2 separate regions of the Homo sapiens genome follow, and region 2 is linked to region 1. A link is a loop called in an ENCODE intact Hi-C map of the cell type or tissue named here. Cell type or tissue: prostate gland. All regions are shown on one strand. Links, peaks and the distances in the headings refer to the core of each region. The heading gives the core; the rest is flanking DNA. Region 1 overlaps RNF216 (ring finger protein 216). Region 2 has its middle 41 kb from the start of SLC29A4.

Region 1 (12,099 bases), core at 4,390-9,389:
AAAGTTTTCATCTCATTAAATAAAATTATTTTGGGCCGGGCACAGTGGCTCATGCCTGTAGTCTCAGCACTCTGGGAAGCCGATGTGGGCAGATCACGTAAGCCCAGGAGTTTGAGACCAGCCTGGCAAACATAGTGAGACCCCATCTCTACAAAAAATACAAAAATATAGCTGGCTGTGGTGGTATGTGCCTGTAGTCTCAGCTACTTGGGAGGCTGAGGGGGAGGATTTCTTGAGCCTGGGAGGTGGAGGTTGCAGTGAGCTATGATCAAGCTACTGCACTCCAGTCTGGGTGACAGAGAGAGACTGTCTCAAAAAAAAAAAAAAAAAAAAATTTTTTTAACTGACTTGAATAAAGCAGTATATTTTAAAGTATGATTTATTTCATTACACCCTTTTAAATTTTCTGTATCTGTGTATGTTTTGCCATGTTATGTTACAACAGTAGCACACATGTAACGTACAAATAAACACATACGCTGGGGGTGTCCTCTGCACAATTTTTCTGATACGGCAAGCAATAAAATTGTACATCTGCCGCTCTCAATACTGAAGCGCCATGGAGGAGGCCTGGAGAGTGCAGCAATGTGTCGGAGTTATGTTTCAGAATACTTCCATTAATTAGTGAGCTTGAGACCAAAGACAGAAAGATGGTTGAGAAGCAACTGGAAGAGTCTATGAAAGAGATGAGGGTGAGAGAGAAGCCTAGAAAGACTTCTAGGCTTCTGATGTAGGACACTAGCGAGATTGGTGGAAACATGAACTTAGATCAAGTGGTGCAGAATAAGATCTGAGTGACGGTGGGAGGCAGAGGCGAGTTTAGTTCCAGACCAGCTTACTTATTCACTCATTTATGTGCTCTTCCAGTATCTGCTGAATTTCTGTCATTTGTATGAGACACCGGAGATACAGCAATAAACAAGTTAGGCTCAGTTTCTATCTTCATGACATTTACGTTTTACTGAAAAACACAGATATTAACTGACACTAGGGGCCTAGTCAGAGGATGCGACATTTAAGCTGAGTCCTAAAGGAGGAGTCGGCCAGGTATGGGTACAGAGGGAAGAGCAAGGGTGAAGGCTTCAGGGCAGGAGAGGGTCCGTCTCATGCTGAGAAAGTCAGTATGGCTGGAGCCCAGTGGGGGAGAGTGGAGAATGGACCATGGTCACCCAGTAGGACTGAGGCTATAGGAAGGAGTTTGGAAAGCTAGGCTGACCAGGTGGGAAATGCAAGCATCTGGTTGACATTTCAAAAGATTCTTCTGGCTGCTACTGTTAAAGGGATGGTTTGCTGGGGTTGTAGGACCTTGCAGCACCCCCTTTCTAAACTAAGGCCAAGTAAATAACTTCTAGGGGAACAGGCTCGGAGTGTGGATTTGATTCTTGCTTAGATTTCCTCAACAGTCCTCCATAAATAAGGGCACAGCTTACTTCCTGAAACAAGGTGTGCCAACACCAAGCCTGGCAGGGGCAGGAAAGGCTAACCTGCGATGGGGCAATAGCAGCACACCTGTACTTTTTTTGTTAAGAAGAAGAGAACCACATTTTCTGATATGGCTTCAGAAAGGGACTTTATTACTATTCTTCTTAATATTTTAATTACATTCATTAATTTTTTTTTTTTTTTTTTTAGAGACAAGGTCTTGCTCTGTTGCCCAGGCTGGAGTGCAGTGGTGCCATTATAGCTCACTATAACCTTGACCTCCTGGGTGCAAGCAATTCTCCCGCCTCTATCTTCCGAGTAGCTCGGACTATGAACACGTGCCACCACAGCTAAATTTTGTTATTTTATTTGTACAGACAGGTATTGCTATGTTTCCCAGGGTGCTCTCAAATTTCTGGGCTCAAGCGATCTGCCCACCATGGCCTCCCAAACTGTTGGGATTATAAATATGAGCCACAGAGCCCGGCCCTGTTTTAAATTCTTTTTTTTTTTTTTTTTTTTTTTTTTTTTTTTTTTTTTTTTTTTTGAGATGGAGTCTCGCTTTGTCACCAGGCTAGAGTGCAGTGGCGCAATCTCGGCTCACTGCAAGCTCTGCCTCTTGGGTTCAAGTGATTCTCCCACCTCAGCCTCTCGAGTAGATGGGAATACAGGCGCCCGCGACCACACCTGGCTAATTTTTCTATTTTTAGTAGAGACAGGGTTTCACCATGTCGGCCAGGATGGTCTCCATCTCTTGACCTGGTGATCCACCCATCTCGGCCTCCCAAAGTGGTGGGATTACAGGCATGGAGCCCTGTTTTAATGATTGACTGAGACAGGGTCTCACTGTGTCACCCAGGTTGGAGTGTAGTGGCACAATCTTGGCTCACTGCAGTCGCGACCTCCCTGGCTCAAGCGATCCTCCCACCTCAGCCTCCCAAGTAGCTGGGACCACAGGTGTGCACCACCATGCCTGGCTAATTTTTTGTAGAGATGGGGTCTTGCCATGTTGCCCAGGCTGGTCTCAAACTCCTGGAGTCAAGCAATCCGCAAGCTTCAGCCTCCCAAAGTGCTGGGATTACTGATGTGAGCCACCATGCCTGGCCTGGGGAACATCTTTAACAGAGGTCTAAAACTCCTGCTTTTCACAGTACTAGCTCCATGCTCCTGAAGCCTTAGGTTTTTTTTTTTTTTTTTTTTTTTTTGAAACAGCATCTCGCTTTGTCACCCAGGCTGGAGTAAATTCCGACTCACTGCAACCTCCGCCTCCAGGGTTCAAGATTCTCATGCCTCAGTCTCCCAAGTAGCTGGAATTACAGGTATGCACCACCATGCCCGGCTAATTTTTGTATTTTTAGTAAAGACAGGGTTTCGCCACATTGACCAGGCTGGTCTTGAATTCCTGGCCTCAAGTGATCTGCCCACCTCGGCCTCCCAAAGTGCTGGGATTACAGGCATGAGCCACTGCGCCCAGCCCCTGCAGGCTGTTTTTCGAAGGGATTGGGTCTCACTCTATTGCCCAGTCAGTGGCGCCAGCATAGCTCATGGCGGTCTCCTCAGTAGCCTGAACTTACAGGTGTGCGCCACCATGCCCAGCTTGTAGGCTTAGGTTTTTTGTTAAAGAAATAAATGAGACCTGCTAGGACTGAAAACTTACACATCTTCACAAAGGGTGCTTTGCATACACATCTCAATCTTCACAGCAACTCTACAGGGAAGTACTGGAGAATTATTCCCATTTTTAAAAAAGTAAATACGGCTGGGCATGGTGGTTCACTCTTGTAATCCAAGCATTTTGGGAGGCCGAGTAGGGTGGATCACTTAAGGTCAGGAGTTTGAGACCAGCCTGGCCAACATGGTGACATCTCGTCTCTACAAAAAATACAAAAATTAGCCAGGCGTGGTGGTGCAAGTCTATAATCCCAGCTACTTGGGAGGCTGAGGCATGAGAATCGTTCGAACCTGGGAGGCAGAGGTTGCAGTGAGCTGAGATTGTGCCACTACACTCCAGCCTGGGCGAGACAATGAGACTCTGCTCAAACAAAAACAAAAACAAAAAAGGTAAGAGAAAAAGAAGGCTCAGAGGGTCCAATTAATTTGGTCGAGGTCACAGAGCTTTAGACATGAGTCTGTCTGATCCCAAATCCACTTGCTCTTACTCTAGTCCCACTGTGTGCCCACATGGCGTTTGCTAGCGAAAGCAGGTCACTGTTTACTGGAGAACCCAAGGGCACGTGGCTATGAGACAAGCTGAGGTTACAATGGCATCTTGTGTGAGAAGACCACAGAGGAACAATCAGCAAATCTGGGTGTGAGCATCAGGGCATCAAAGGCATGGCCGTGCAGCTGCAGCTGTGCAGGATGTCTGCTTCCTGGAGAGCTGCGAATGGCTCAGTAAGAGGCAGGATGGGATGGAATCAGACCTGAGGATACCCTTTCTTACTGGTAACGATAGGAACCTGCTAATCACAGGGTGATCTCAGACTGGACACGTGTGAGGAAGTAGCTGTTCCTGCCACCTTTGGGCAGTTGCATGTCTGGCGGTATAGCAAAAGGAAGTCCATTTTTAGATTTCCATTACCGCATAAACAGAGATAGGCTCCATGAAAGTGTTCCATAGTCACTCCCTCAACCAGCCCCTGGACGCTTACTTGTAAATACTTGCCACTTACCTCCTCAAAGGTGGCCAGGATCAGGGCATTAAGATTTGGTAATGGCATTGCTTGAGATTATCACCATCACTGAAACTGCTCTGGGTCGGTTTTGTTCAGAGCAATGCAGGTAACAGAGACAGTTTCTGCACTGAAAGGAATGAAGACACTCTCATGTTCCCACCCTTGCCCCTTCCACCAGTGCCACTGAGAGCCTTCCATCAGTGCCGCTGAGAGCCTTCCATCAGTGCCAGAGAGAGGGATCGGTATAAAACGAAGCCCTTGTCCTCTTAGAGTCTACTCACAAACAGATAACTGTATACTCTGAGGAAGATGGTGAGTACCTCAGAGGAAACTAAAGCCAGGTAGGGGGCAGGCAGTGTGAACAGGGAGGGTGCCATCTGACACTGGTTTGTCAGGGAAGGCTTGTGTAGAGCTGGCACTTCTGCTTGAGCCTGAAGGCTATCTGGTAGAGAAGCGTTCCAGGTACAGGGAATGCAAGCAGGACAGTAGACGGAGCTGGGACAGGACAGAGCGCTCAGAGAATCCAGCACCCACACCCCCTATGCCCTCAATGGCACAACATTTTGCCTAAGAATATCTCTTCTCCTCTGGCAACACCTACTCACCAGTTCTCCTTTCAAATACCAGTGGCTTGGGAAACCCAAATGACCCGGGAAGAGCTGGCACTTGCTCACTGGGCTCCCACAGCACTTAGCTTATGCGTTGTTACTGCACTTTTAGTGGCGTCTTGTAATTATCTGATTATGTCACATCTTTTCCAAATGCCAGGCGCTCCTTGCGGCAAAGATGACGTCCTGCTGGTCACTATGGACAGGCTTGGCATGGAGGGCTCAATTCATCCAATAAAAAAAAGTTCACTTGGCCAGGCATGGTGGCTTACGCCTGTAATCCCAGCACTTTGGGAGGCCGAGGCAGGTGGATCATGACGTCAGGAGATCGAGACCATCCTGGCTAACACGGTGAAACCCCCGTCTCTACTAAAAACACAAAAACAAATTAGCCAGGTGTGGTGGCGTTCGCCTGTAGTCCCAGCTACTCGGGAGGCTGAGGCAGGAGAATGGCCTGAACCCGGGAGGCGGAGCTTGCAGTGAGCTGAGATTGCGCCACTGCACTCCAGTCTGGGCGACACAGCGAGACTCCACCTCAGGAAAAAAAAAAAAAAAAAAAAAAGTTCACTTGAGGCCGGGCACAGTGGTTCGTGCCTGTAATCGCAGCACTTTGGGAGGCTGAGGCGGGCAGGTCACGAGGTCAGGAGTTCGAGACCAGCCTGGCCAACATAGTGAACCCTGTCTCTACTAAAAATACAAAAATTAGCCGGGTGTGGTGGCGCACGCCTGTAGTCCCAGCTACTCAGGAGGCTGAGACAGAAGAATCACTTGAACCCAGAAGGCAGAGGGTGCAATGAGCCGAGATCCTGCCACTGTACTCCAGCCTGGGCGACAGAGAGGGAGTCCGTCTCAAAAAAACAAAACAAAACAAAAAAACCCCAAAACAAAAAAAAAGTTCACTTGAGTGCCTATTCTGTGCCACATGGAGATGCGATGGAGATGAAGCCTGGAGAATTCCTGACCTGGAGGGGCTCGTAATCAACCACCGTACATCTCAGGTATCTTTGGATTTCTAGGGCCTAGCACTAGATTTGAGCGGCACAAGGTGCTGAATGTCTGAGCTGGAGGCTGGCAAGACAAAGCACATCTTCTCCATGCAGAGAGTTGTTTTTTTGTACTTTCCATGGGCAAAAAAAGCGTATCTATCTCCTCTCTGAAAGAACATTATTTCCTCCCTATTGGGTCTTATTTATAATTATGCCAAGTATTTTATGAGAAAATGAAATTATTAATATATACGACCCTTTCAGGTTAATTCATTACAGCTTCAGCCTTAAGGATGAGTTACTGTCCTTCCTTTCTTTGCTCCCTAATGTCTTTCCCCAATTTAATGAGTTAAACTACAAACAGCAGTTATTACCAAGCAGCTAATGACCAAATGCTTGCAGATGGTGTGAGAAAGTACTGCATATGTTTCAATTAGGATGTTCTTTGTTGATTTTCTCCTGTAGTTTCAAGACATGGAAGTTGATCTCTCTTCAATCAGGATAAAAGGAGCTCACAAACAGTAGACCCTGAAAATGTGTGCCCAAGAGAACTTCTGGTTTAGAGGGGTCAGGACTGGAAATGCGCATTCTGCCTGTGTCCCAGCCTGGCTCTCCCCAACACCCCCAGGGGCTGTGGAAGGCCAGTTGCCGCCCAAGGGTAGGCTGCACGCTTCCCCCACTGGCCAGCATTCTCCTCTGCACTCCCAGAAACAAGATAATCCAAACTGCCTGGGTCCAGTTCTTAAAGGACACACAAAATTCTTTTTTTTCTTTTTTCTTGAGATGAAGTTTTGCTCTTGTTGCCCAGGCTGGAGTGCAATGGCACAATCTTGGCTCACCGCAACCTCCACCTCCCAGGTTCAAGCAATTCTTCCTGCCACAGCCTCCCAAGTAGCTGGGATTACAGGCGCCCGCCACCAGGCCTGGCTAATTTTTGTATTTTTTAGGAGAGACTGGGTTTCACCACGTTGGCCAGGCTGGTCTTGAACTCCTGACCTCAGGTGATCTGCCCGCCTCGGCCTCCCAAAGTGCTGCGATTACAGGCACGAACCACCGCACCCAGCCAGGACACACAAAATTCTAACATGAATTCTTCTAACAGTGTCTTGTAATGATCTGATTATGTCACATCTAAGAAGCCAAGCTCACCATGCAGGGGATTCCTCTCTATCCTCAAAGTACAGTAAATCATCTCTCAAAGGAAGGAGAACCTTTACATTTCCAAATGCAGAAATTCAAATCTGGGAGTGGCCAAGTGAGAGCTCTGGGAACCATTACAAAGCCTCCCCCACCTCACTCCCTAGTCCTGAGGAAAGGGCTTCTTTGGGGAAGATTTCATGTTGTTCTTAAATATTTTTTGTTTTCATACACACCTCACCTACCATTTCTATGTACAGAACCAGGCTTTGAAAAAAGAAATCTTGAAGTGTTATTTCTGTGGATTAGAAAAGTTCTTTCCCTGAGCCACCAGGATTAGGTGACAAATTGGAATAGAAGCTTTATATGTGGTTTCTGTGCTAATGCTGCCCCCTAGGGATGGAAAGTTACAAGGCACCGAGACACCAGCTTGACTGCTCTGGGAGAGACCACACATAGCTGCCGGCTTTTTACTATACTATGGGGACCAGGGCTTCGAGGACAGAGTGGGAGGGTAAAGTCTTTCTGGAATAAATCAAAGTTCAATTTTATCTTTATCATAGTAACTACAAACAAAACTACCAATTCCCTTAGTTACTCAAATACAGACGACTGTTTCTCTCGAATGGCTGTTTAACAGAATCACCGAGACTATATCAGCAACGCCTAGGCAATGGCATCATGTGGACATTTATATAAAAATTCCAAGACCAAGGCCGGGCGCGGTAGCTCACATCTGTAATCCCAGCACTTTGGGAGGCCGAGACAGGCGGATCCCGAGGTCAGGAGATCGAGACGATCCTGGCTAACACGGTGAAACCCCGTTTCTACTAAAAATACAAAAAAATTAGCCGGGCGTGGTGGCGGGCGCCTGTAGTCCCAGCTACTCGGGAGGCTGAGGCAGGAGAATGGCGTGAACCTGGGAGGCAGAGCTTGCAGTGAGTGGAGATCACGCCACTGCACTCCAGCCTGGGCGACAGAGTGAGACTCCGTCTCAAAAAAAAAAAAAAAAAAAATCCGAAACCAGTATGTGAGCTCCTACTAAGGACTATGGGTCCTGCTCTGCAGTGGGGACACACATTAAGTGTAATATACAGTTAAGACATGATTGTAAGTGCTGAGGAGAAAAAAATAAAGGAAGAATGCACTGGGGTGGAGAGGGGGAAATAGTTCACGATTATAAACTGGTGGTCAGGGAAGGCCTCTCTGCGAAGGTGCATGTAAGTGAAGACTTAAGAAAGGCGAGGGAGAGAGTCTGGTGCTATCTGGGGGAAAGAATTCCAGGCACCAGGAACAGGGAGGAGCAGGGTGGGCAGAGCTGTAAGGTGGAGAGGAGGGTTGGGTTTGCAGGCTGCCTGGGGCCTGAGCCCAGAGTAAACAGATGCTGAAGAAGAGCCTCTGCAATGGCTGTGCATGAGGTTGATTCCCAAAGAACCCCACCTGCAGGGATCCCTTTCACGGGGAGCTCTCAAGCCTTCTGAGCTGCGCCTCTGAAGGTGGGGCCTCTCCCGCCTTCCTGCCGAGCTTCTCACAGCCTGGAAAGGGCAGGAGGGGAGGCTGTGACTAAGCCCCTTCCAAAGGATTTGCTCCCCATAGATGCTCCATACAATACAGGTTGTGGAACCGAAGTTACTACAGCAATGACTTTTTTTTTTTTTTTTTTGAGACAGGGTCTCATTCTGTCACCCAGGCTGGGGTGCAGTCAGTGGTGCCATCATAGCTCACTGGGCTCAAGCCTGGGCTCAAGTGATCCTGCCCCCTCAGTGCCCAGAGTAGCTGTGACCACAGGCACATGCCACCATACCTGGCTAATTTTTTGTACAGACCAGGTCTTGCTATGTTGCTCAGACTGGTCTCAAACTCCTGGGCTCAAAGGATGCACCCGCCTCGGCCTCCCATATGCTGGGATTACAGTTGTGAGGCACTGTGCCTGGCCAGCCATGACTTTTAAACTATAAACTGTGGCCCTATGGTGGGTTGTAAAGTCACTTCAGTAGATTATGACTAGTGGATTTAAAGTTAGAACAAAAATACTAGGGCACATTCCATGTGTCAAGTATTTGTTTTATAAAACTGTTTCTGTTCCACCTATATTTATTTATGTTTGGATGAAGCTTATGGTAATTTATATTTCTTACTATAGGTCACAAACAAAAAAGTTTAAAAGCCATTAATTTAGAATTCATTCAGAATTAAAGTTTCTTTAAAAAGGCACCAAAAGGCTCATTCTCACAATAGGAAGTCCCAAGGATCACTGCCAGGAACTGAAAACCAGCCCCATCTCTAGTTACCCTGGAGGTGACTCTGCTGATAAGGAACAATGCCCGGGAACCAGGGGAACCCCCCAGCCTTCTCCATCCTGCAGGAGCAGGGCCATGCATAGGAAGCAGATCTAATCATTTCAAACTGTCAAATAGAAACACTGTTATCACTTGGGCAGAAACAAGCCAGGCTGACCTTGTCTTTGCTCACTGCTTGGGCTACCTCTGGGCTTCCCAGGGTTTTGCTGGGAATCTTGGCCTGGCAGGAACAGCCAGCAAAACCAGCTCCTGCCTGCTGGAACTCCACTGTCAGCATGCCCTGGAAGAGAGGCTGCAGATTCCAGGAAGCCTCCTTCCAGGTAGGACAAAGACCATCTTGACACTCCTCCTCATGCCCAGGCTGACAACAGCTGGACTTAAAGTCACTGGATCAGATTGGGGAAAGGAGCCACTGGGGTCTGGGCATGGGATGGGAAGGAGGAAGTCGAGGCTTCATCCTGAGTCATTCAGCAGAAGTGCTGGTTCCAGGGTACAGCGCAGCTTCAAGCTGAGCAGGTAACTTCGCGTTGGTATTTTAGGGCGCTGTGTAAAGATGGCAGTAATTCATGTATCCAGGGACAGAAGAATACAAAGCTGTCTGAACTTGGGGTTGACAATACCCCTTTGTGGATATCAGACAGGACATCTTGCAAGGTACTGTTTATATAGCAGGCATAGAAAAGCGGCTGCCCCTGGTAGTTTTTCACATTCTCATAAAAATCAAATCCCTTCTCAGAGTAAATAGCAAAGCGGACTTTTTTTTTTTTTTTTGAGATGGAGTCTCGCTCCGTTGGCCCCGGCTGGAGTGCAGTGGCGCAATCTTGGCTCACTGCAAGCTCCGCCTCCCAGGTTCACACCATTCTCCTGCCTCAGCCTCCCGAGTAGTTGGGACTATAGGCACCCACCACCACGCCCGGCTAATGTTTTGTATTTTTAGTAGAGACGGGGTTTCACCGTGTTAGCCAGGATGGTCTTGATTTCCTGACCTCGTGATCTGCCCGCCTCGGCCTCCCAAAGTGCTGGGATTACAGATGTGAGCCACCGTGCCAGGCCACAAAGCGGACTTTTAATCTTTCCCTCCTTGCTAGTGAAATGTGACAAAAAGGGAAGCCTCTCATGGGGACAGGAGATATGAACTGAGGATGAGGGTCAAAGGAGGGAGGAAAAAAGGGTCAACTCGACACAGAAGAATGATAAAAAGTATAGGTGGGAGACACCCAGAGTGGAGGGCTCAGAAGCAGGGCCAGAGATCCCAGTCCCGAGGAAGAACGCTGTTAGGAAGTAGCCGGGGTCTGCTGTTGCCTGCCCTTCCAGGGCTTCATGCCCTTCATTCTCCTGGTTCACAAGATTTGGGCGTTCTAGTCACGGTGTATCTTCCCCATATCTTTACTACGGGAAATAGTAAAACACTATCTAGTTAGCATACTATCCACCTGATGCCTCTAGATGTGACTACTTTCACACCTTCACTCATCCCCACAGGGCTCTTATCCAGCCGAAATCTAGTCATCTCCCCCAGGAATATGAGCAGGAGCATAAGTGATTTTTAGTTCTGTGGACCTAATATTATAAAGAGCATTAGAGAGTATTTCAACGCAGGCAGGTGGCTACAGATGGCCCCCCTTGGTGGAAACTATCCCACCCAGTCCCGTGCTATGCAGGATGGGCAGGACTGTCTGCACCTGCCAGCCTGAGAGGAATATGGGCGGTCGGGCTCCAGCTATACCTACTAAGCAGAGTTGCATCTGACAAGATCTCTGATTCCGACACATAGTAAAGTTGAGAAGCTCTGACCTCTTTTGATCCAGGTCTTGGTTTTGCTGATCCTCTGATACCTCTATTTAGAAAAGAAATGATGAGATCTTTAGAAGACCAATCTTTGCCACTGGCAATCACAGGGAGGCTGACACACTCATTATCCATTCTTTTCAGTGTGGCTGAAAAGACTGGCAGAGTTTACTCAATGCTTATGAAATCATCACTCCATCTTGCCTCAAGTGAAAGATTATATTGACAGATTTAGCAGTAAGAGACCAAAAGATGCTAGAGAGTGAGGTGAGGGGTCTGTTCATGCTTCTAAATCAAGACCTAAACTTTGTATCAAATCTGCCAGATATCACTGTTGAAACTGAGACTGTGTTGGCCAGGTGCAGTGGTTCACGCCTGTAATCCCAGCACTTTGGGAGGCCAAGGTGGGCGGATCACTTGAGGTCAGGAGTTTTGAGACCAGCCTGGCCAACATGGCAAAACCCCATCTACTAAAAATACAAAAATTAGTCCGACATGGTGTTGTGCACTTGTGATCCAAGCTACTCGGGAGGCCGAGGTAGGAGAATTGCTAGAATCTGGGAGGTGGAGATAACATCGAGCTGAGATCGCACCACTGCACTCCAGCCTGGGCAAGACTCCATCTCAAAAAAAAAGAAAGTAAGTGAGATTGTGGATGGTGCGTTTGGAAATCCTTTTTTTTTTTTTGAGATGGAGTCTCGCTCTGCCACCCATGCTGGAGTGCAGTGGCGCGATCTTGGCTCACTGCAACCTCTGCCTCCCAAGTTCGAGCAATTCTCCTGTCTCAGCCTCCCGATTAGCTGGGATTACAGGCACGCACCACCATGCCCAGCTATTTATTTATTTATTTATTTTTAGTAGAGACGGGGCTTCACCATGTTGGCCAGGCTGGTCTCAAACTCCTGACCTCAAGTGAGGCACCCGCCTCGGCCTCCCAAAGTGCTGGAATTACAGGCGTGAGCTACCGTGCCTGCCCTGGAAATCACTTTCATAAACAACCTGGATGTGAGACTTTCAGGATCCATTTCCTGCACATGCACTGCTCCCCTGAGATGACACATGCCTGACCACAGTGCTGCTGCCCGACTGCAGAGGACCCAGCCATGTGATAGTGGGCTCCTCTGATGTGCATAGAGGGGCTGCCAAAAGGAGACACCCAGAACTAGAGGAGAGTGCTGAACTG
Region 2 (12,099 bases), core at 2,556-7,555, 420 kb before region 1:
TTCTTACTGAAAATATATCATGATAATCATTGGCCAAGCAGATAGGGTTTTTCTGACGTATCTTTTAGTTCTGACCCAGGTCATAACCCTTCACCTATGTCATACCTTTTCAATCTGTGGGTTTTTCTGAAGCACAAAAACAAAACAAAACCAATCTCAGGGTTTTGAGATGTGACCAGTTCTTACCCTTCCCTAATAACCAGCTAGGAAAGTCTCTAATTTAGAAAAATGAGGCCGGGCGCGGTGGCTCATGCCTATTGTAATCCCAGCACTTTGGGAGGCCAAGGCGGGTGGATCACAAGGTCAGGCGTTTGAGACCAGCTTGACCAACATGGTGAAACCCCGTCTCTACTAAAAATACATGGGCATGGTGGCATGTGCCTGTAATCCCAGCAACTCAGGAGGCTGAGGCAGGAGAATCGCTTGAACCCGGGAGGCAGAGTTTGCAGTGAACAGAGATCATGCCACTGCACTCCAGCCTGGGTGACAGAGCACAGCTCTGTCTCAAAAAAAAAAAAAAGAAAAAAGAAAAATGAAATCTTTCTAAAGTTCAGAATGTGAAGAGACTGTCTTGATTCCTCACCTCTACATCGTTTCTTTCTATAGTTAGTTATAATGTAAATAGATTCCTCTTAACACTTCATTTTAGGTGAAGCTGTTTTTGGTGCTGCCAGTGTGCGTGCATGTGTGTGTGTGTGTGTGTCTGTGAGTGTGTGTGTGTGTGCCTGCCTGAGCTTCAGGTGAACATACTGATTACATTCCCCCACCAAATCTGACTGAAAGCCCATTGCTATCAGCATTTTATAACACGCTAAAGAATTGGACGTGGTGGCTCACACCTATAATCCCAGCTTCTTGGGAGGCCAAGGCAGGAGGATCGCTTGAGACCAGCAATTTGAGGCAAGGCCAGTCTGGACCACATAGCAAGACCCCCTCTCTTAAAATTAAAACCTGTGTTCTATTTTTTTGTTGCCTACTCACAGGCTGAACATCTCATTTGTTTTTGTTTGTTTGGTTTGTTTTTGAGACAGTCTCACTCTGTCACCCAGGCTGGAGTGCAGTGGTGCGATCTCAGCTCACTGCAACCTCTGCCTCCCAAGTTCAAGCGATTCTCCTGCCTCAGCCTCCTGAGTAGCTGGGATTACAGGTGCCCACCACCACGCAAGGCTAATTTTTGTACTTTTAGTAGAGACGGGGTTTCACCACGTTGGTCAGACTGGTCTCGAATTCCTGACTTCGTGATCCACCCACCTCGGCCTCCCGAAGTACTGGGATTACAGGCATGAGCCACCGAGCCCAGCCTTAAACATCTAATTTGTACCAAATTGCCCTATAATTCTACCTAGAATATTATAGCAAAATGCCAGAAGCCTGACTAAAATCTTTTAAAGAAACCCAACTCGGCCAGGCGTGGTGGCTCACACCTGTAATCCCAGCACTTTGGGAGGCCGAGGCGGGTGGATCACGAGGTCAGGAGATCGAGATAGTCCTGGCTAACACGGTGAAACCCCGTCTCTACTAAAAATACAAAAAAGTAGCCGGGCGTGGTTGCAGGCGCCTGTAGTTTCAGCTACTCGGGAGGCTGAGGCAGGAGAATGGCCTGAACCCGGGAGGTGGAGCTTGCAGTAAGCCGAGATCGCCCACTGCACTCCAGCCTGGCGACAGAGTGAGCCTCCGTCTCAAAAAAAAAAAAAAGAAAAAGAAAAAAGAAAACAAAAAGAAACCCAGCTCTCCCAGGGTGGGGGGCATTACACAGGGGAGCCCCTCCGGGTGTCGCCGCAGCTGAATGATTGCGTTGGTGGAACAGCTGGCCCGCTTGTGCGTGGGCCAGGACACGGTGGACCTGTTCCGCCTGCGTTCTTGCCGGTCCATGTTTGGATTAGCATGTGAGTTTAAACATAGTGCTGATGCGGCGATTCTTCTAGAAGCACATCCTTCTCTGAGCTGAATTGCTTCATCACACACTTCCTTCTGGCTTGGGGAGTTCCTTTTCATCAAAGGCCAAGCCTTGTGTGTTTCGGTCCTGCCCATCTCCGTGCGGCCTGCGGGACGTTGGTTGGCGTGGAGTCTTCACAGCCGGCTGTCCAGGCTGGCAGCTCTCCCATCAGGGCTTCTCACAGCCACCGTCTGTCTGAGCAGACGCTGAGCATCGTGTCATCCCTCGGACACACACAAGACTCCACTATTCCCTGTGCTGATTTCTGTTTCTGTTACAGCTTCTGCTTCTGATTTTATTTTTTTTTTCTTTGAGATGGGAGTCTCGCTCTGTAGCCCAGGCTGGAGTGCAATGACATGATCTTGGGTCACTGCAACCTCCACCTCTCAGGTTCAAGCAGTTCTCCTGCCTCAGCCTCTGGAGTAGCTGGGATTACAGGTGCGCACCACCAAGCCTGGATAATTTTGCATGTTTCTGTAGAGACGAGGTTCCACCATGTTTCCAAGGCTGTTCTCAAACTCCTGGCCTCGGCCGGGCGCGGTGGCTCACGCCTGTAATCCCAGCACTTTGGGAGGCTGAAGTGGGCGGATCACCTGAGGTCAGGAGTTCGAGACCAGCCTGGCCAATATGGTGAAACCCCGTCTCTACTAAAAAAGAAAAAAAAATTAGCCTGGCTTGGTGGTGCGCCCCTGTAGTCCCAGCTACTCGGGAGGCTGAGGCAGAAGAATCACTTGAACCTGCGAGACGGAGGTTGCAGTGAGCCAAGATCACGCCACTGCACTCCAGGCTGGGCGACAGAGCAAGACTCTGTCACAAAAAACAAACAAACAAACAAACAAAAAAACCTCCTGACCTCAGGTGATCCACCCGACTCGACCTCCCAAAGTGTTGAGATTACGGGCGTGAGCCACTGCGCCCGGCCCTGTTGCTGCTTTTAGAAGTGGCTTTTTCTTCCTGTGCGACATTACTTTTTAGTGGGTCAGCGCAGAAATGTGCTTGGGCTCCCTGCGACGGCGAAGCACCTTTCCTCAAGGGAATCTGAAGACTTTTCCCTGCCTTTCCTCTCCCTCGGGGAGGTCCCCTCAGCGCCCTCCTCTTGACCTTCCCTGGTGCGTTTAGTGCTGAGCCTGTGCCTGAGCCTGGGGACCTGGGAGAGTTCGGACCGAAGTCCACCGAGGGCCGCAGAACGGCAGGGTTGGGGAACTGGCTCCCTGGCGCGCACAGCTCTGTCTGCAGGGCGCGGATCTGCGCTCGGTGTGAGGAGGCACGGTGCATGTTAAGTCGAGAAACTTCTAAACTCCGCCACCAGCTTTGGAAATAACAGCTGGGATTTTCTGCTTAAACCAGCATCCCAGAGCACACGGGTACTAACTAGCAGAAGCCCTAAGTAAAATGAAACGGGCTCTGAAGGAAGTCCTGGAGCCTCCTGCCCGCCTGCCCTCGCCATTCATTCAGTCCTGCAGTGACTCTGAGGAATGGCGTGGGCGGGAGGACAAGTCACCTTTAAAGCCAAGCACCCGGTGGGCGCAGAGGGTCCCGCCTGGAATCCCAGCACTTCGGGAGGCTGATGCGGGCGGATCACGAGGTCAGGAGTTCGAGACCAGCCTGGCCAAAATGGTGAAACCCCGTCTCTACTAAAAATACAAAAAATTGCCTGAGCGCGGTGGCTCACGCCTGGAATCGCAGCACTTTGGTAGGCCGAGGCAGGCAGATCACAAGGTCAGGAGTTCGAGACCAGCCTGGCCAACGTGGTGAAACCCCATCTCTACTAAAAATATAAAAAAATTGGCTGAGCGTGGTGGCGCGTGCCTGTAATCCCAGCAACTCGGGAGGCCGAGGCAGGAGAATCGCTTGAACCCGGGAGGCGGAGGTTGCAGTGAGCCGAGATGGCGCCACCGCACTCCAGCCTGGACGACAGAGTGAGACTCTGTCTCAAAAATAAATAAATAAATAAATAAATAATGCAGATATCTTTAGAAATATAAAATAGTATCCTAGGGGCCAGGCACAGTGGCTCACACCTGTAATCCCAGCACTTTGAGAGCCCGAGGTGAGAGGATTGCTTGAGGCTGGGAGTTGAAGACCAGCCTGGGCAACAGAGCAAGACCCCCGTCTTTACGAAAAATTAAAAAATTAGCCAGGTGTGGCCGGGCATGGTGGGTCACGCCTGTAATCCCAGCACTTTGGAGGCCGAGGCAGGAGAATCACAAGGTCAGGAGATCAAGACCATCCCAGCTAACACGGTAAAACCCCCTCTCTACTAAAAATACAAAAACTTAGGCGGGCGTGGTGGCGGGCGCCTGTAGTCCCAGCTACTCGGGAGGCTGAGCCAGGAGAATGGCGTGAACCCGGGAGGCGGAGCTTGCAGTGAGCCGAGATCGCGCCACTGCACTCCAGCCTGGGCGACAGAGCGAGACTCCAGCTCAAAAAAAAAAAAAAAAAAAAAAAAAAAAATTAGCCAGGTGGGCTGATATGCCCAGCTACTCAGGAGGCTGAGACAGGAAGATCACTTGAGGCCAGGAGTTCGAGACCAGCCTGGGCAACAGTTTGAGACCCGCCGCAGCCTCTACCAAAAAAAAAAATAATAATATTCTAGTTTACAAGCATGCTACAGTTACAAACTCTTCCTTGGTAAGATTTTCCTCCCCAGAGCGCTGTTGTCAGACTCCTGGAGCTGCTGAGGCCCTGCAAGCTGGGTAGACAAGGGAGGCAGGCCGGGCCAGGTGAGCTCCCCTGCACCCCTCCCCGCCCCCGCCCTGCCTTTCCTGTGTTTCTCTGGACCCTAACGCTGCGAGACACAGACGGATAGACCATCAGGACCTCAGGAGCCGCCTGAGTCTCCTCCCAACCCCGAGCTCTGAGGAGGGTGGATGGTTTTCTTCACGGCCACTAGGTGGTGGAAGTCTCCCAACTGTGCAGACATCTGCGGGGCTGGTGGGTTGGCGAGCTGTGGGGGAGGGTGCCCTGGTCAGACTGTGTCCTTGGGGGCTGGGCGGTCGCACCCGGGAGCTTCGCCAATGTGCTAGTTTGAATGAACTCCCAATGCAAAAATGGCAAACAGAGGCCGTGGAGAAACCTGGCTTCCTCCGACAATGGGAATTTCACTCTGTTCTCGTTACCGCCTGTGGATGAATGTGGGTCTCGGAGGGCGCCTCTCCCTCCGGGGAGAGGGTGACCTTGCCACAGTGGGACTCCATTCCAGCGGCAGCTCCCTCCCCTGTCTGTAGCCCCACGGCCTCCTGGCCGCCTGCCTTCTTATTGGCCACCCCTCCCCTCTCAACGACCTGTTTCCTAATCATGCCATTCCCCCGCGGGAGAGCCGATTCATCACCATTTAAAATGGTGAATCGATAAAGCCGGTCAGGCCGGGCGAGGTGGCTCACGTCTGTAATCCCAGCACTTTGGGAGGCTGAGACAGGCGGATCACCTGAGGTCAGGAGTTTGAGGCCAGCCTGGCCAACATGGTGAAACCCCGTCTCTACTAAAAATACAAAAATTAGCTGGGCATGGTAGCGGGCGCCTGTAATCCCAGCTACTCAGGAGGCCGAGGCAGAACACTAACTTGAACCTGGGAGGCGGACGTTGCAGTGAGCCGAGATCGCGCCACTGCACTCCAGCCTGGGCGACAGAGTGAGAGTGCATGTCAAAAAAAAAAGAAAGAAAGAAAAAGAAAAAGCCAGTCAGATCTAGAGAGGGCGACCGGAGCATCACCCCCAGACGGCTTGACTCTGAGCTCCTGACCTCAGCCTTCAGACAGAGGCTCTCCCAACACACACACACATAGACACGTGCGCACACACACACACACACACACACACACACCCCGCACCAGCAAACGCTGTCTGCTCTGAAGCAGGCACTGTGTAGTCTGATATGTCCCCGGGGAAGGAGGGTGGCCAAGCACAGACAGCTCCCGAGAGAGCCTGAGGAGAGAGCTGCCCAGCACCTCAGGATGGAGAAAGTGCTAGAGAGGCCCTTGGCTTCCCTGCATCCCACGGAGATAACAGCAGGTACAGGGAGTGAGGTTCGAGAGCAGTGAGTGTAAACCATAAGGCTCTGCCTGGGCAATACATGGTCCTTTCTCTCTTTTTTTTCCCTCCCTTCCTTCCTTCCCTCCCTCCCTCCTTCCTTCCTTTTTTTTTTTTTTTTTTGAGATGGAGTTTCACTCTGTCACCCATGCTGGAGTGCAGTGGTACAATCTCAGCTCACCGCAACCTCCGCCTCCCAGGTTCAAGCGATTCTCCTGCCTCAGCCTCCCGAGTATCTGGGATTACAGGCACGTGCCACCACGCCTGGGTAATTTTTGTACTTTTAGTAGAGATGAGGTTTCGCCATGTTGGCCAGGCTGGTCTCGAACTCCTGACCTTAGGTGATCCGCCTGCCTCGGCCTCCCAAAGTGCTGGGATTACAGGCATGAGCCGCTGCACCCAGCCTCATTCTTTCTTTTTTCTTTTAGAGTTCGGGTCTCACTCTGTCACCCAGGCTGGAGTGCAGTGGTGGGATCACAGCTCACTGCAGCCTCAACCTCCTGGGCTCAAGTGATCCTCCCACCTCAGTCTCCCAAGTAGCTGGGACTCCTGGTGCCCACTACTATGCCTTTTTGTAGAGGCAGGTTCTCGGTACATTGCCCAGGCTGGTCTTAAACTCCTGGGCTCAAGCAGTCCTCCTACCTCAGTTTCCCAAAGTGCTGGGAATACAGTCATGAGGCACCACACGCAGCCACCTACTCATTCTAAGACCATTCCTTCCCTGTGGTGGTGTTTATGAAATTGGAGTGTTAGGGGCGGGGCACGGTGGCTCACGCCTGTAATCCCAGCACTTTGGAAGGCCAAGGCAGGTGGATCATTCGAGGCCAGGAGTTCGAGGCCAGCCTGGCCAACATGGCAAAGCCCCGTCTCCTTTAAAAAATACAAAAATTAACCAGGCTTGGTGGTGCGTGCCTGTACTCCCAGCTACTCAGGAGGCTGAGGCACGAGAATCGCTTCAACCCAGGAAGCGGAGATTGCAGCGAGTTAAGATCGCACCCCTACACTCCAGCCTGGGTAACAGAGTGAGACTCTGTCAGAAAGAAAGAAAGAAAGAGAGAGAGAGGGAGGGAGGGAGGGAGGGAAAGAAAGAGAGAGAGAGAAAGATAGAAAGAAAGGAAGGAAGGAAAAGAAAGAGAGAGAGAAAGAAAGAAAGAATGAAAGAAAGGAAGGAAGGAAAGAAGGAAGGAAGGGAAAGAAAGAGAGAAAGAAAGGAAGGAAGGAAGGAAGGAAGGAAAAGAAAGAGAGAGAAAGAAAGGAAGGAAGGGAAAGAAAGAGAGAGAGAAAGAAAGAAAGGAAGGAAGGGAAAGAGAGAGAAAGAAAGAAAGGAAGGAAGGAAGGGAAAGAAAGAGAGAAAGCAAGCAAGCAAGCAAGCAAGCAAGAAAGAAAGAAAGAAAGAAAGAAAGAAAGAAAGAAAGAAAGAAAGAAAGAAAATTGGAGTGTTTCACAGCCCAGGGTCATTAATTTGGCCACCTGTCCCCTGGAAATCCGTAACTAAGTGACACCTTAGAATGAAAGAAACGCCTCATGGTGTGCACAGTGACCCATTGGCTTCAGGGCACTTTGCTCACAAAACACCCCTCCCCAAATAGAAGACTCTCCTGGGCAAGGTAACTCATCCCAGCTGGTGGCACAGGGCAGGACAGGGTTCAGTTGCTCCTGGCAGAGGCTGAGGGAACAGGGCCGGGGGAGGCCCCTGCTGTCCTTGTCTGAAGAGCCAGGATCTGCATAGCTCCCCACCCTCAGCCACCCCACCCTGGCTTCCCTGGGCCCCTTCTGAGATGCAGAGATGCGTTCTGGGATTGGCCACCATCCACCCCCAAGCCCAGACCATGGCACCATGCCCCAGGCTGCCTGCGGCCCTCTTCTTGACAGACTCGCAGTCAGGTCCCTGCAGCCTCCTTGGTGCTGACAAATGGCCCCCAGGAGGGTCCCTGGCCACTGCCCCAGAACCCACCATGGGCCCCGCGTCCTGGCCGCTGGCCAGCTCTGTCATTTATGTCCTTCTTGACCTTCGTGGGAGCGCCCAGGCTGCTCCATTCTGTCCTGAAACCTACACCAATGCAGAACGTCACTGTGGTTGGCAAAGTCACTCTGTTTGCTTCAGGTGGGCACCGCAGGCAGGGCTGAGGGCTGTGGCTGCCGTGTTGCCGGCAAAGGAGAAAAACCCGCAATTTGTTCAGACGAGCTCCTTTGCTTAAGGCTCTGGGGAGCATCTTTTCTGGTTATTTTCAGCTTTCTGCTCCTTTTGAGGAAGTTCAAGGGATCAGCTCCTGTCCCCACCCCCTGACTCCAGGGGTCAGACTGTGTCAGTGTTCTGGGGGTCCCTCTTAAGGAGGCACCCCAAATCTGGAAGAACCTCTGGGCTCCTAGAAAGATGAAGACACGTAGAGCTGTGCCCATCACTGGGCAGTTTCCATCAGAGAGGGCTTTGGGGCTTCGGAGCACGGGTCCCTCCCCAGGCCCTGTCCTCCAGAAGGATTTGGATGGGGTCATCGGAGAGAGAGAGCTCGTCCTACATGGCAGCAAGTGGCTCTTTTCACAAACTGTCCCTGCCCCTAGCTGGGCATAGTGGCACGCACCTGTAGTCCCAGCTACTGGGGAGGCTGAGATGGGAGGATCACTTGAGCCCAGGGTCTCGATCAAGGCTGCAGTGAGCTATGATCGCACCACCACATTCCAACCTGGGGGATAGAGTGAGACCCTGTCTCAAAAACAACAACAACAACAAAACAACAAAAACCAGTCTCTAGCCAGGCACAGGGGCTTACACCTGTGTAATCCCAGCACTTTGGGAGGCCAAGGTGGGTGGATCATCTGAGGTCAGGAGTTCAAGACCAGCCTGGACAAGATGGCAAAATCCCATCTCTACTAAAAATAGAAAAATTAGCCGGGCATGGTGGCAGGCACCTGTATCCCAGCTACTCGGGAGGCTGAGGCAGGAGAATCGCTTGAACCTGGGAGGCGGAGGTTGTGATGAGCTGAGATCATGCCACTGCACTCCAGCCTGGGCGACAGAGTGAGCCTTTATCTCAAAAAAAAAAAAAAAAAAAAAGAAAAGAAAAGAAAAGAAAAGAAAGATCACCTGTAACTGCCAGTGCCAGAGCTAACCTGGGGTTAACACTGCTGTGTGTTTCCTTCTGGTGACTTTTCTAACAGAGAGAGCCTGTTAGGAGCTGATTTATTCACATTAGTATGTAGCCCCACAATGATTGTGTGTTCTCCCTGCGTTACTAATGGGAATCTTTTTTTTCCAATCCCAAAATTGGAATCCATTGTCTGACAACACATTTGTGTGTTGGACAAAAGAGGCTGCCTGGAAAGGGTGCATGCTGAGTGATAGGAATGCAGGAGGTACTTGAGAGGCTTGAAACAGGCCGGGCGCAGTGGCTCACACCTGTAATCCCAGCACTTTGGGAGGCCGAGGCGGGCAGATCACGAGGTCAGGAGATTGAGACCATCCTGGCTAACACGGTGAAACCCCGTCTTTACTAAAAAATACAAAAAAATCAGCCGGGCGTGGTGGCAGGCGCCTGTAGTCCCAGCTACTCAGGAGGCTGAGACAGGAGAATGGCATGAACCTGGGAGGCGGAGCTTACAGTGAGCCGAGATTGCGCCACTGCACTCTACCTGGGCGACAGAGCAAGACTCTGTCTCAAAAAAAAAAAAAAAAAAAAAAAATTAGGTGTGGTGGCAGGTGCCATTAGTCCCAGCTACTCAGGAGGCTGAGGCAGAAGAATCGCCTGAGCCCGGGAGGCAGAGGTTGCAGTGAGCCAAGATCACGCCACTGCACTCCAGCCTGGCAACAGAGCAAGACTATCTCAAAAATAAATAAATAAATAAAAATAAAAATAAAGTCTGGAGACCACAGAGCAGGGTGTCTGAATGCAAGACCATGCCCACCCTGCTGGCAAGCATGGAGGACGGCGTGGAGCCAGGGTGGCATGTTCACTTGCATGCATGTGTGCACATGTGTGTAGACGTGTGTGATTCCTGGGCACGCAGTGTTGGAAAGATCACTGGCCTTTGTCCCAGACCAGGATTCCAGCCTGGGCTCTAAGTGGCCGTGTGGCTGCGGATGGATGGATGCAGAAGCCAAGCAGGCTATATCCTGCATTAATGTGGCCATTGAGCTAATGTCCGTGGAGTCATCATAGGTCCTGATCATTGGAGACATTGGATTTTTTATTTGTTTATTATTATTTATTTATTTATTTATTTATTTTTGAGATGGAGTTTTGCTCTTGTCCCCCAGGCCGGAGAGCAATGGTGCGATCTCAGCTCACTGCAACCTCCACTTCCCAGGTTGTCACCCAGGCTGGAATGCAGTGGCATGATCATAGTTCACTGCAGCCTCAACCTCCTGGGCCAGCAATCCTCCACCTCTGCCTCCTGAGTAGCTGGGACTACAGGTGTGCACCACCACCCCCGGCTAATTTTTAAAAATTTTTTAGAGACAGGGCATCTCCCTATGTTGCTGAGGTTGGTCTTGCACTCCTGGCCTCCAGCAATCCTCCTACCTTGGCCTCCCAAAGTGCTGGGATTAACAGGCTTGAGCCACTGCACCAAGCCCTGCCAATGTATGTTTTAAAGGGCATACTGTATTGTTCCTTCACACCCTATTCCTGCCTGGTGGGGTGCTTCCTCTCTCTGGCCACCCTGCGGTTTGTCCCGAATCTTCCCTCCTGCACAGGTGGGGAAGCCCTTCAAGGTCCACTCCACAGTTTTCTTGAGCGTGGGACACTTTACGATCCACAGATATTTGACAGGACCCGTGAATGGAAGGAAATAAAAGATTTTTCGTTCATTTTTGCAGACACAGTCACAGGATCCCAGAGGATGTATTTAGAATATGACATCTAAATATAATTTTCTCCTGGGTTGTTCAGAAAATTCCCATCATCTGCCATGCAGAACTGTGTAAAACCATTTTGCTCATGCAAACTCTGAACTCACTATTCTCACAGCCTCCCAAAGCCTGACCCTATCAGGCGCTCCCCTGTCTTTTTGACCAAGATTGCTTGTTTGATTTTGAACACAGTCATTTCCCAGGGAACCTGGCGATTTTCTGTCTCTTCCATTTAGGCCAACACCTTCCTTACTGCAGAAATAGGCCTTGGGGGCTCTTGCTTCCCTGTGAGTTCCCCGCCGTGCTCCGCAGCTACACTGTGTTTATTTTTTATTTATTTATTTTTTTGAGATGGAGTCTCTCACTCTGTTGCCCAGGCTGGAGTGCAGTGGCATGACCTCGGCTCACCACAACCTCCGGCTCCCAGGTTCAAGTGATTCTTCGGCCTTAGCCTCCCGAGTAGCTGGGATTACAGGTGCACACCACCATCCCCAGCTGATTTTCATATTTTTACTAGAGACAGGGTTTTACTATATTGGCCAGCCTGGTCTCGAATTCCTGACCTCAAGTGATCCGCTCACCTCGGCCTCCCAAAGTGCTGGGATTATAGGCATGAACCACAGTGCCCGGCCAGCTTCACTGTGTTAGCTAAGTCTTCAGGGACCCCCTCCCGTCATTGCTGTATTCCTTCTTAGCGGTTAGCAACTCAAATACACAGCCTACTGCCCCCTGACAAGGAAAGTGTGTGAACCAGGAAGACAGCCGTGGCTCCTCTGTCCTGTGTTCAAGTCCCCAAGACGACCAAGAGGAAGAGGAGGTGGCAAAGTGACAAGAGCAAAAGCACCAATACTAAGAATCTGGCCATTTCTGGATATCAAGCAGTAAACAGTTCAAAAGCTTCAAGTGCAGACCAGGTATGACGGCTCACACCTGTAATTTCAGCACTTTGGTGGCTGAGGCGGGAGGATCACTTGAGGCTAGAAGTTTGAGACCAGCCTGGGCAACATAGCGATACCTCATCTCTACAAAAAATACAAAAATTAGCCGGGCATGGTGGTGCACACCTGTAGTCTCAGCTACTCAGGAGGCAGAGGTGGGAGGATTGCTTCAGCCAAAGATTTCGAGGCTGGAGTGAGCTGTGATTGCACCACAGCACTGCAGCCTGGGTGACATAATGAGACTCTGTCTTTTTTTTTTGGAGCTAAGAGTTTGGGTCTGTCGCCTATGCTGGGATACAGTGACATGATCTCAGCTCACTGCAACCTCTGCCTCCTGGGTTCAAGTGATTC

Evidence for each region. A loop is a pair of places that touch in the nucleus more often than their neighbours do. Peaks named below come from ENCODE experiments on the same cell type or tissue, not always from the same donor. Only the 100,000 strongest peaks of a DNase experiment are listed, where the experiment ranks them.
Region 2: it touches region 1 in a loop (2.3-fold over the local background); 5 of 110 quality-filtered maps call a loop at or near these places.

What each region holds. Positions count from the first base shown.
Region 1 is chr7:5,658,342-5,670,440 of GRCh38, forward strand. All of the region lies in intron 13 of RNF216 (ring finger protein 216), which reads right to left. It overlaps RNF216-IT1 (RNF216 intronic transcript 1), which reads right to left. Exons shown (of 3, transcript NR_046834.1): 2 at 8,269-8,363; 3 at 4,091-4,224. Among named protein-coding and RNA genes, the nearest start is that of RNF216-IT1, 16 kb to the right of the region's middle. In prostate gland, for the core only: a CTCF peak has its summit at 7,203 (motif pointing left); a DNase peak (open chromatin) is centred at 7,230; H3K27ac peaks cover 267 bases.
Region 2 is chr7:5,235,539-5,247,637 of GRCh38, forward strand. No RefSeq gene overlaps it. Among named protein-coding and RNA genes, the nearest start is that of SLC29A4, 41 kb to the right of the region's middle. RefSeq lists enhancers at 4,680-4,974, 5,448-5,537. In prostate gland, for the core only: a CTCF peak has its summit at 4,858 (motif pointing right); a DNase peak (open chromatin) is centred at 4,853; H3K4me3 peaks cover 671 bases; H3K27ac peaks cover 959 bases.